Linked DNA regions of Homo sapiens: region 1 is linked to region 2. The links are chromatin loops, found by intact Hi-C in ENCODE. Cell type or tissue: heart left ventricle. All regions are shown on one strand. Each heading gives the region's core, and the rest is flanking DNA. Links, peaks and the distances in the headings are about the cores only. Region 1 overlaps LOC102724036 (a long non-coding RNA gene). Region 2 holds the start of NTRK2 (neurotrophic receptor tyrosine kinase 2).

Region 1 (5,383 bases), core at 167-5,166, 63 kb after region 2:
CCCATGTGTCATAGGAGGGACCTAGTGGGAGGTAATTAAATCATGGGGGCAGTTACCTCCATGCTGTTCTTGTGGTAGTGAGTGAGTTCTCATGAGATCTGATGGTTTTATATGGGGCTTTTCCCCTCCTTCACTCCGCACTTCTCTCTTGCCTGCTGCCATGTAAGACATGCCTTTGTTCTTCCTTTGCTTTCTGCCATGATTGTGAGGCCTCCCCAGCCATGCAAAACTGTGAGTTATTTAAATCTCTTTTTCTTTATAAGTGACCCAGTCTCAGGTATTTCTTCACAGCAGTACAAAAATGGACTAATACAGTTCCAAAATAAGAAAATTATCTCAATCCAGATAAATGTATCCAAAGAACCCAGGATTCAGAAGCATATGAAGTGGGAGTTCATGGGCAGCTAAAAGTAGGCACGGCTTCTACACCACCTGCATCCCTCCTGCTGACTCTGCTCTGGGGCCACAGGCCATTTAGTCAGGGCTATGATTAGTATATCCTAAAGCCATTTTCTATAGAAACTGTGTGGACATGATTTAAACACTGAGCCTTGATTTTTATCAAGGTTTTTTTCTCAGCTGTATTTTCTACTGTACTATAAAATCACATGCACAGGCATACATACACGTACACAAAAACACATATATCAACAAATATATATGTACAGATATGCAAGTTAATGCATATGTATGCAAGCACACATGCACAAACATGCACACATAAGTATATACACATAGGCAAAACACACATGGATACACTAAGACATGCACATACACAACATACACATGAGCACAAAAACACATGCATGCATACATACATATGCAAAACAAATACACACCCATAACACATATCCTTCAGCACCTGGATATTAGGTTTTTGTTTGTTTGTTTAACTTAATATAACAGAATTGTTAAGAGAGGCTCAAAACTCAGACCAACCTGGCTTGAAACCTGGTCATACCTCTTTCTATCTACATCATCTTGGACAAGTTATAGGTTGGGCATCCCTAATCCAAAATGCTTCAAAATCTAAAATTTTGTGAACATTGACATGACACAAGTGGAAATTTTCACATCTAATCTCATGTGACAGGTCACCATCAAAATGCAGGCAAACAACACAGTTCATTCAGCATCCCCAAGGGAAAAACAAAATTACCTTCAGGCTATGTGCATAAGGTTTATAGGAAACTTGAATGAAATTTGTGTTTAGAATCTCTTCCACAAGATATCTCATCATGCATTCCAAAATCCAAAAATAGCTCAAAATCCTAAACACTTTTGGTCCCAGGCATTCTGGATAGGGGATACTCAATCTGTAGTTAATTTCTTTGAACTTTAGGTCTCTAACATAAAATGGAAACAGCAAAAGTTCCTCTCTGATGGAATTGTATGAATTAAATGAGTTGATGTTTATAAATTCTCAAGACAGTCCCGGTCACTTAAGCACTGAATATATATAATCAACAGCAGCAGCTGCTTCTTCTTCCTTCTTCTTCTCCTTTTCCTTTTTTTTTTTTTTCTTCTTCTTTTCTCAGTCACTTCTAGGCAACCACATGTAGTGATCAGGAGCCAGACTGAGATGGTACTTTTGGCTTCCCTGGTTTATAAGGTCAAGAGAACCAAAGGGCTTTGTGTGGCCACCCTATCAGGAGTAGGTAAGAGCACATTAGCCCATTGGTAGAAGTCTGCTGCTGCCCCAAACCCCTCCCTTGCAGGCTGCCTTACCTCCTACCTGCTCAGACACCACCTCCCCAGGAGAGTAGCTACTGTGGCTGGGCATAGTGTCTGATGGGCACTGTTCCCATGCATAGGCCCCATCCCTCCCCAGATAGATTCTATTAATGTGCATTTCCATGCATCAAAGCAAGCAGTTTCCACTTTAAAAGGCCAGTGCTGCTTGACCTGAAAGGATGAGTTAATGCTAAGCTCCAAAGTCTTTGGGGCTCCAGCAGTGGTGGCAAAGCGGGAAGGAAGAGACCTTTAAGACTTCTCATTCTGAGGCCTGACAATCCAGAGGAAGACGTGGACACCAGCCAGAAAAGCACATCCCAAACTTGAGCAGTGGGTCCACACTAGGTAAAGGAGTTAAAGAATGAGAGGAGAGATGTGGTGAAAGACAAGGCAGGAAGTGATTACGGGAAAAGGATGTTTTCATGGCAATGTCTTAAAACCAACCCAAGATCGACCCTTTTTTGCCCAGAACTCATCTTCAAAGGAGAATATTCTCTCTCTCACTCTCTCTCTCTCTCTCTCTCGCTTGCTCTCACTCTTCTCTCTCCTCCCCTAAGAACACATTCAAAAAACTGTCATATTTTCCTATTACTTGATGAACTAAAATTCAAAATAGGTTAAAGAATGATTATTAACTGAGCCAAAACATCTGCACCTTAAGCCAAGATCTACAATAAAGTCTGATGCTATTTTGCCTTTCAGGAGTTATATTCTGTCTAAAAGAGACACACGCTAAGTACATACATACATACATACAAATAAACAAAAGAAAATTTAGTGAGACAAACTCCAGAATAAATTTGTTCCATGTGGCCTCCTAAAGAACAATAATGATTACTGTCATTTGGAAATTGCCTTGATATTTTCTATCTATCTGAGACTTACTGGCTTTCCTGAAACTTATAACCATTTTAAAATGTTTAACAAATATGGATAAAACCTGACTGAAACCCAACTGCAAAGTAGTTTTGAATGGAGATCATGGATCTTGGTTCTCGAGCCAGGGCCCAGCTCCAGCAGCACCCTCCCAGAGAAGACACAGGGAAGTGTGAGCACAGACAAGTCCATGACAGAGGCTGGCTTCAGTGTCCAGACAGCAGTGCATGACTCCAAACAAAGACAAGTTAGAGTGCATCTTTACTGAAAAAAATCGAATATGGAATTTGGGGACCATCTACTAAAAATATGATTGCAGATACATATTTATAATTTTCCCCTATGACTTTGCCCCATAAGCTCAGTTTCATCTGCCTCATCAACATAAATGCTGTTTCCTGCTGGCATCCATGAAGGCCTTGGTGACAGCTGCACCATTAAGAATTAGAAATGTAAGGGAAAAAAGAAGAAAGAAAAAAAGGAGAAAGAAGAGGAGGAAGAGAAGGAGGAGAAGGAAAAAGAAAAGAAGAGGAAGAAGAAGAAGAGGAAGAGGAAGAGGAAGAAGAAGCAGCAGCAGCAGAAGAAGAGGAGGAGGAGGAGGAAGAGGAGGAGAAGGAAAAAGGAAGAAAAAGAAGAGGAAGAGGAAGAGGAGGAGGAAGAGGAAGAGGAGGAGGAAGAGGAAGAGGAAGAAGAGGAGGAAGAGGAAGAAGAAGAGGAAGAAGAAAAGAAGAAGGAGGAGGAGGGAAAGTAGGGAGAGGAGGAGGAGGAGAAAAAAGAGAAAAAGAAAGAAAAAAAGAAATAAGAAAAAAAGAGGAAGAAAAATAAAAGCAGAAAAGAAATGTCTCCATTTACCTGTTCACAGCCACAAGAAAAACATTCTTCTATACTGCAACTGGGTGAAACTTACCTGATTAGTACAGCCAAGATTGTCTTATCCAGGTTAGGCAAAACTGAACAAGTAGAACTCCTCCTTTGCGAAATGTTTTGCTACTGAAGACCTTGCTTGGGCCAGGTGTGATGGCTCATGCCTGTAATCCCACCACAGTGGGAGGCCGAGGCAGGTGGATCACTTGAGCCCAGGAGTTCGAGACCAGCCTGGGCAACATGGCAAAACCCCATCTCTACTAAAAATACAACAAGTAGCTGGGCATGGTGACCAGCACTTGTAGTCCCAGCTACTAGGGAGCCTGAAGTGGGAAGATCACTTGAGCACGGGAGGTGCAGGTTGCAGTGAGCCAAGAGCAGATTGCGCCACTGCACTCCAGCCTGGATGACAGAGTGAGGCCCTGTCTCAAAAAAAAAAAAAAAAAGAAAGAAAGAAAGAAAAGGAAAAGAAAAAGACTTAGCTATGAACTCATAAGCCAGCAGGAGAGTTTGCTCTCTCCGGTGAGACTCAGTGAAAGCCATCAGCAAAACTACAGTAATGTGGCACTATCACCACCAAAAGTGAAAGAATTAAAGCTTTCGCTTTAAAAATGTAGTGGTAGTCTTGATATGATGTAATGAGATTGGCACTTTTTACCTCTGTGGTCTTCCTCTCACAACCCATAATCCTAGGCTAACTATGAGAAGAACATCAGACAAACCCAAATCCAAGAACATTCTACAAAATACCTGACCAGCCCTTCTCAATGTTTTCAATTGATGGAAAACAAGGAAAGTCTGAGAAACTGACTTAGACCAGAAGAGTCTAAAGAGACACAACAGCTAAGTATAATATGGTGCCCCGGATCCTGAAACAAAAAAAAAGCATTGGGAAAAGCTAATGAAATTTTAATGAAGTATGGCGTCTAATTAACAAAGTACCAGTGTTGGTTCCTTAGCTGTGACCACAGTAATGTAAGATGTTAACAACAGGGGAAACTGGATAGGGGGTACATGGAAACTCTCTGTACCATTTTTGCAGATTTTCTATACATCTAAAACTATTCTGAATGTAAAAGTTCATTTTTAAAAATTCAGTGGTAGGAACTGATAAAAGGTGAAATTTGGTTAAAAACAAAACAAAAATCTTGCTAAAGTTTCCTAAATATTTGGGATTATTTACATATTGCTGTTAATTGAATTATTTTATATTAAAGCATGCTATGTACCTAGTTTTTTTGTTGTTATTTGTTTGTTTTTTGTTTTGAGACAGAGTCTTGCTCTGTCACCCAGGCTGGCGTGATCACAGCTCACTACATCCTCGACTTCCCAGGCTCAGCTGATCCTCCTGCCCCAGCCCCGCAAGTAGCTGAACTACAGGTGCTTGCCACCAGGACCAAGTAATTCTTGTATTTTTTGTAGAGATAGGCTTCGCCATGTTGCCCAGGCTGGTCTCGAACTCCTGGGCTCAAGTGATCAGCCTGCTTTGGCTTCCCGAAGTCCTAGCATTACAGCCATGAACCACAATGCCCAGCCCAGAAGTGTCTTTCTATAGGTAAAGCATAACTGACTAAAAAGCAAGTATTTAGCAGTTGACCGCAATTCCATGCCTGTGGAGAGCCCAGCTGTATGGACCACACAGTCAGAACCAGGCCATATCGTCTGTGCTGTTGATAGTAGTTCACCAAAATTTGTACATAGTGTGAAGGACCATATCAAGAACTCAGGCTTGGTGTCATACCCAGACTCATTCATTCATTCTTTATTTCATCTCCTCCCTAATTCATTTGCATTATTTTGTTCATAGAACATTTAAAAACATGTATGTGCCCACCATGTGCCTGGCACTCTGCTAGACTCTGGTCCCTGTGCTAACAAGACTAGTAATCAATTATAATAAAGGAGTAAA
Region 2 (5,324 bases), core at 1-5,000:
CGCGCCGGGCACCGACCGGCGGCGCTCCCGGGACTCTCTGGGGCGCAGATTCCTTGTTAGATGCGAATGGGGGTCCGGTATGCACCTCGAGGCTGAGGACAAACAGACACGCGTAAGACTGAGCGTAGGACCCCCAACACCACTAATTGGGGCACTCTCCCTCTCTGCTCGCGTCATCCCCACCCCGACCCCAGCCCGGAGACTGTGGATGGATGAGTGCCCAGCTCCGGCCCAGGAATCAACTTGCCCCGCGATGGCACTGACGCCGCTGGAGCCACCAGTGTGCCCACTCTCTCTTCGAGCCTGAGGCCAAGGGAGGGGAGGTAGGGAAAGGGTCCCCAAGACAGGATTCCATGGTACAGGCCGGGCGAAGGACCCTTTAAAGGGGAATGCGGAGACTGCCGGCGGCTTTGGCTCCGCGACGGGGCCCCCGAATGATGCTGCAGAATCCGCCACGGCCGCTGGGTGCCGGTGGCGCGGGCAGGTGGCGCGGCACGTCCCACCTGGGGAGTAGCCGAGGCCGCCCCAGGGGGAGACAGTGAGGGCCGAGGCGACCGAGGGCACTATCTGCGCTGCTCACCCGGGCTCCGGCGCCTCACGCCCGCCGGCGGCGCCTGGGTCCAGGCTCCTGCTACCGCCGGGGACTGAGCGCGTAGAGCGCGAGCGAAGCAGCCAGCGAGGCTCCTGCTCCAACCCAATTCCGGGAGCCGCCGCCGCCGCCTCTGCTACTGCTGGCGAAGTGACGTGAGGGCTGACGCAGAGCAGGGGCAGAAACTCCAGAAAATTAGTCTGAAATCCAAAAACACACACACGCTCATACACACACAAACCCATAACACCCTCCAGACAAAAGCACCAGGGAGGGGAGGGGAATCTGGGGGCGAGCAGGGAGGAGGGAGGCATCGGTGCCACTGGCCAGAAGCAGACAGCAGCAGCATGTGGGAGTTCACACACGCGCGCACACACGCACACATCCTGGCCGTGTAGACATGCACGCGCGTGCGTGTGTGTGTCTGTGTGTGTGTGTGCATTTACATCCAGGTACCTCTAAGATGAACCGTTCCTCCGTTCGACGCCTCCCGGTCCCTAATTCACACCACAGTCTCTTCTACAATCGCGGTAGAGGCTGTCTCCCTTTTTGAAATGGAAACCGTGCTTGGTTCAGCTCTGAAAAATGCGCTGATTCTTATTATAGGAATCCTCCCTCCCTTCTCCCTCCCCGCGTTCTCCTTTCCCACCCTGCCTAAAAGGGAGGGCAAGCTATCCTAAAAATAAATAAATGTTGTAAACACCAAAACGTGTTCTGCATTGGTAACCAAGGATCACCGCCCCCATTCCGGGCCACCTATTTGGGGATCGGTGGTTTTGGAGGGGCTTCCTGTTGGTGCTTTTGCAGAGGGAAGGGAGTCTCCAAACACAATTCTAGCTCTCTAAGTGGGTCTTTTTCCTGCCGTTTTCTGCCATCACACGCCCGGGAAATAGAGACATGTGAGGGGAAGGGAGCGCGCCTGATGCGTATTCTAAATGCTCGGTGGCCACCCTGGCCTGTCCGATGTGTGGCGCCGCGTCATTTTCTCTCATCCTTTAACCTGACGGGATGTAGCCATTCCCAGATCGTGGATTCACTCCCCGCGATGCCCACCCCCACGTAGGGCATCCCAAGCCCTTGCTCCCCTGCCGTACCTTGCGCGTGTTCATGTGTGCTAGGGTGTGCGCGAACGCGTGCCCTGCGCCCGCGCTGCCCGGAGCACGATATGCATCCAGCTACGAAGAAGCCAGGCGCGGGCAGAGCCTCGGGGTCTCACTAGGGACAAATTAGGCGATCCGGGAGGGTCGGGTGACAAACCGTAACTATTCTGCGGGTGCAGTTAAATGATGGCTGCGGGGCATTTGCAAGCCTTGTCTGAGAATCCGTCTTCCCTTTTGCGGCTCGGAATCTGTTTTTCCGCAGTCATTTAAAAGAGAACGGGGAAAATACACCGCAGTGCCTGACACTTCCGAGGGCTCTGGTGCCCCCGCGCGGGGAGAGAGCGCCCGGCACGCTCCGGAGCACCAGCCCATGGCCCGGGTCGCGGCGGGCACAGCGCTGGGGGCGCGCTCTGGCGCCAGATGCGCAACCAGCGGCGCCCGACGCCTGCGCGTCCCTGCCCGGCCGGTGCGCGGCTCTCCTGGCCTCGCCGAGCTCCTGCCCGGGGGAAAAAGGCGGGCAATCCTTCTCTCTCGAGAGAGCAATGGGTTGGAGTCTCGTTCAAAATATAGTAATAGTCACTGATCTACCCGCAGAGTTTGGGGATGGGAAGGATCAAGAAACCGAACGTTAGAGTGAATGCTCGGATCTAGGCCAAGCGTTAAATATTACGAAGGGAACGTAAAACATCTATTGGGGCTTTTTTGTACAGATCCTGGGCGCTGAGTGTAACCGCGGGAATTCTTGGACAGCACCCAAAAATCTTGCTGCAGGTCCCGAAAGCAAGGCCAGCAGGTCTATCTCACCACTGTCACTCGGCTGTAACACACATCGAGTGGTGAACGGCCAGGCTGAAGTTTACTCCTGAGCTGCGCCTCTATTCTCTACTAGGTGAGGACGCGCCAAGGAAGAGACGCCAAGGGCAAAAATGACCTGGTCTCAGACGCACGTAAAACTCCGCCTGTCTTGTCAGTGAACCTTAAGCGGAGAAGCCCCTGAGGAACACTTGGGGAAGGAAGGAGTGTGTGCGTAATCACCCACATTTCTCTCACACTCCCATACTCTGAGCCCATTTTTCTAAGAAACGGCCCATTTTCGCCCTAGTGGCTGCAGCATGTCAATGCGGTATGGAGAATAGGCAGTCTTACGGTGGTTTGTACACCAGAAGAGTCTAATTATGTTGGAATATTTGTAGAGTTTCTATTAGAGTAAATATATGCTACTATTATAGTTGGATTCTAAATATATTCCACTATCTCCCACTTAAAATTAGGATTTGCGGTCCTACTTCTAATCACCCTACTTCTGCTCTACTATTTCAACCATAGCAGTTTGTCCTTTGGACAGATAATTTACTTATTATATATATTTTTAAAATTTCTCCCAGAAGAATGTACACTCCATGAAGGCAGGGATTTTTATCTATTTTATTCATTGATATCTCTCAAGGACATAGTAGGTGTTAAAATATATGTGTATTTTTAATGAATAAATAAAATAAAATAAAGGAGATCTCACTTTCTTAACCTCTAAGTCTGCAAGAACCTGGATAATTCCCCCAGACACGCTCCTTCTCACCTTCACAATTTCAAATCTTCCTTGCGTTCTGAGTGCTCCTAGCACTGCTTAAAACCTTGCCTTACTTTCTGTCTCATTTAGTAGCCAGATAGGCTTCAGTACTGGGCCAGAGAGGGCCTCCCACTTATTCATGCTAGTAACTGAACACCTCCATGGACAGTGTCTAGAACACACTGGTGATCAGTAGCTATTTCTTAACTGATAGAATTGTGGATCTACCTCGATTTTAAGACCTATAAGATATGTCCCAGAGATCACTTCAAGGATTCTCAGATCACACCTTTGTAAGAGATGATGAACATTTTTCAGATGAACAATATAGAGATGACTTTTTTCTAGATCCCTTGAATGCAGGCATAGAAATTAAGTGCTGCAGGTTCCTACCTGCACTGAACCATGATGTACCTAGAGCAATGTTTCTCAAACTCTTTTGACCATGATCCACAATAAGAAATGCCTTTTATATCACAACCCAATGAACACATACATAAAGGCATATACTAACTAAAAAAGAAGTGTCATAATACAAAACTTACTTACCCTTAGTACATAAACTAATATATCCTTTTCTCTTCTACACCATTTCATTTCTGAATGCATGTAATAACTCAATACATTGATTTTAACATCCAATACTGAGTTGTAAAAAAATAAGCAAGAATACTGCCAACTTCTGATTAAAATGGAGTAATAGGGAACGGATTTGTTCTCTCAATCATATGACCAAAACACTGAACAAAATATATTAAAGTTAAGACAATGGATATAAGACAATGAAGGTCATCGTTCAGAGAGAAGGAACCCAGGCAGAGGCCATCTACCTAAGTTGAGGAGACTAGCTCAAGAGAAATCAAGGAGTGCAGAGTTCACAAGACAGAGTAGCAAAGAGAAGAGTATTGCCCAGAAAGAACTATGGACATCTGCAGAGGGTTCCTCTCAAGTATTCAGCATAGTGCTGATTGACACATGCAGGTAATAAAGCTACCTGAGGCCAGAGAAAGAAGCACGCAAAAGATTAAAGCGAATAGAGTTAAAACAAATCAAAAGGAAAATGTAAAACACTATGTATCAGAATTTGTGTGATACAACTAAAGCAGTTTTTAGAGGGAATTTTATAGCACTAAATTCCTGTATCAGGAAAGAAGAAAGATCTCTAACCAATGACCTCAGCTTCCACCTTAAGAAATCAGAGGGAAAAAAAGAACAAATTAAACACGAGGTAAGCAGAAGAGAAGAAATAATACAGAGCAGAGTGGAAAATAATGAAATAGAAAACATAAAACCAATAGAGAAAATTAATTAAATCAAGAGCTGGTTCTTTGTGAAGATCAATAAAAACAGCTAGTCCAACTGATCAGAAATAAAAAAGAGAAAACACAAAGGACCAATAACAGTAATGAGAGCAATTAAAACACTGAATATTTCATAGATATTAAATACTATGGATATATTGTGAACAACTTTATGCAAATAAATTTAACAACTTAAATGTAATGAACATATTCTATGAGAGATAAAAAGCCAATGAAACTCACTATAGAAGAAACAGATTACCTAAATAATCCTATATCTATTGTAAAACTTGAATGTCTGGTTTAAAACTTTCCACAAAGAAAACTCCACTCCCAGATGGCTTCATTGGTGAATTCTACAAAACAATGAAGGAAAAAGAATACCAATTTCATACACACTCTTCTAGAAAAATGAAGAGGAAGAAATACTTTCCAATTCATTTTATGAGGCCAGCATTACCTTGATACTGATATACAAAAACATTACAAGAAAAGAAAACAACAGTTCCTATTAATGTCAGTGCTAACATTCTAAGCAAAATTTCAGTAAATTGATTTCAACAATACATCGCACATCCAAAAACATCATGAGTAAGTGGAGTTTGTCTCATGAATCCAAGTTGATCTCATGGGGGCAGAGGGTTGACCTCATGGAGGCAGAGGGAGAATGAGGGTTACCAGAGTCTAGAAAGTGTAGTGGGGGTAGGGGATGTTTTTCCAAAAAGCAGTTAAAAGACAAGGAAATCCACTTTCACCATTTCTACTCA

What was found. A loop is a pair of places that touch in the nucleus more often than their neighbours do. Peaks named below come from ENCODE experiments on the same cell type or tissue, not always from the same donor. Only the 100,000 strongest peaks of a DNase experiment are listed, where the experiment ranks them.
Region 1: it touches region 2 in a loop (5-fold over the local background); 2 of 110 quality-filtered maps call a loop at or near these places.

Annotation. Positions count from the first base shown.
Region 1 is chr9:84,602,332-84,607,714 of GRCh38, reverse strand. The region is part of intron 11 of LOC102724036 (a long non-coding RNA gene); the gene reads right to left. Among named protein-coding and RNA genes, the nearest start is that of NTRK2, 65 kb to the left of the region's middle. In heart left ventricle, for the core only: no CTCF peak of the experiment used is centred there; no DNase peak of the experiment used is centred there.
Region 2 is chr9:84,665,145-84,670,468 of GRCh38, reverse strand. NTRK2 (neurotrophic receptor tyrosine kinase 2) reads right to left here and starts at 740. Exons shown (of 19, transcript NM_006180.6): 1 at 581-740; 2 at 1-92. RefSeq lists a silencer at 1,996-2,215. In heart left ventricle, for the core only: CTCF peaks have their summits at 565, 2,024 and 2,802; a DNase peak (open chromatin) is centred at 2,058; H3K4me3 peaks cover 2,863 bases; H3K27ac peaks cover 614 bases; H3K27me3 peaks cover 1,068 bases.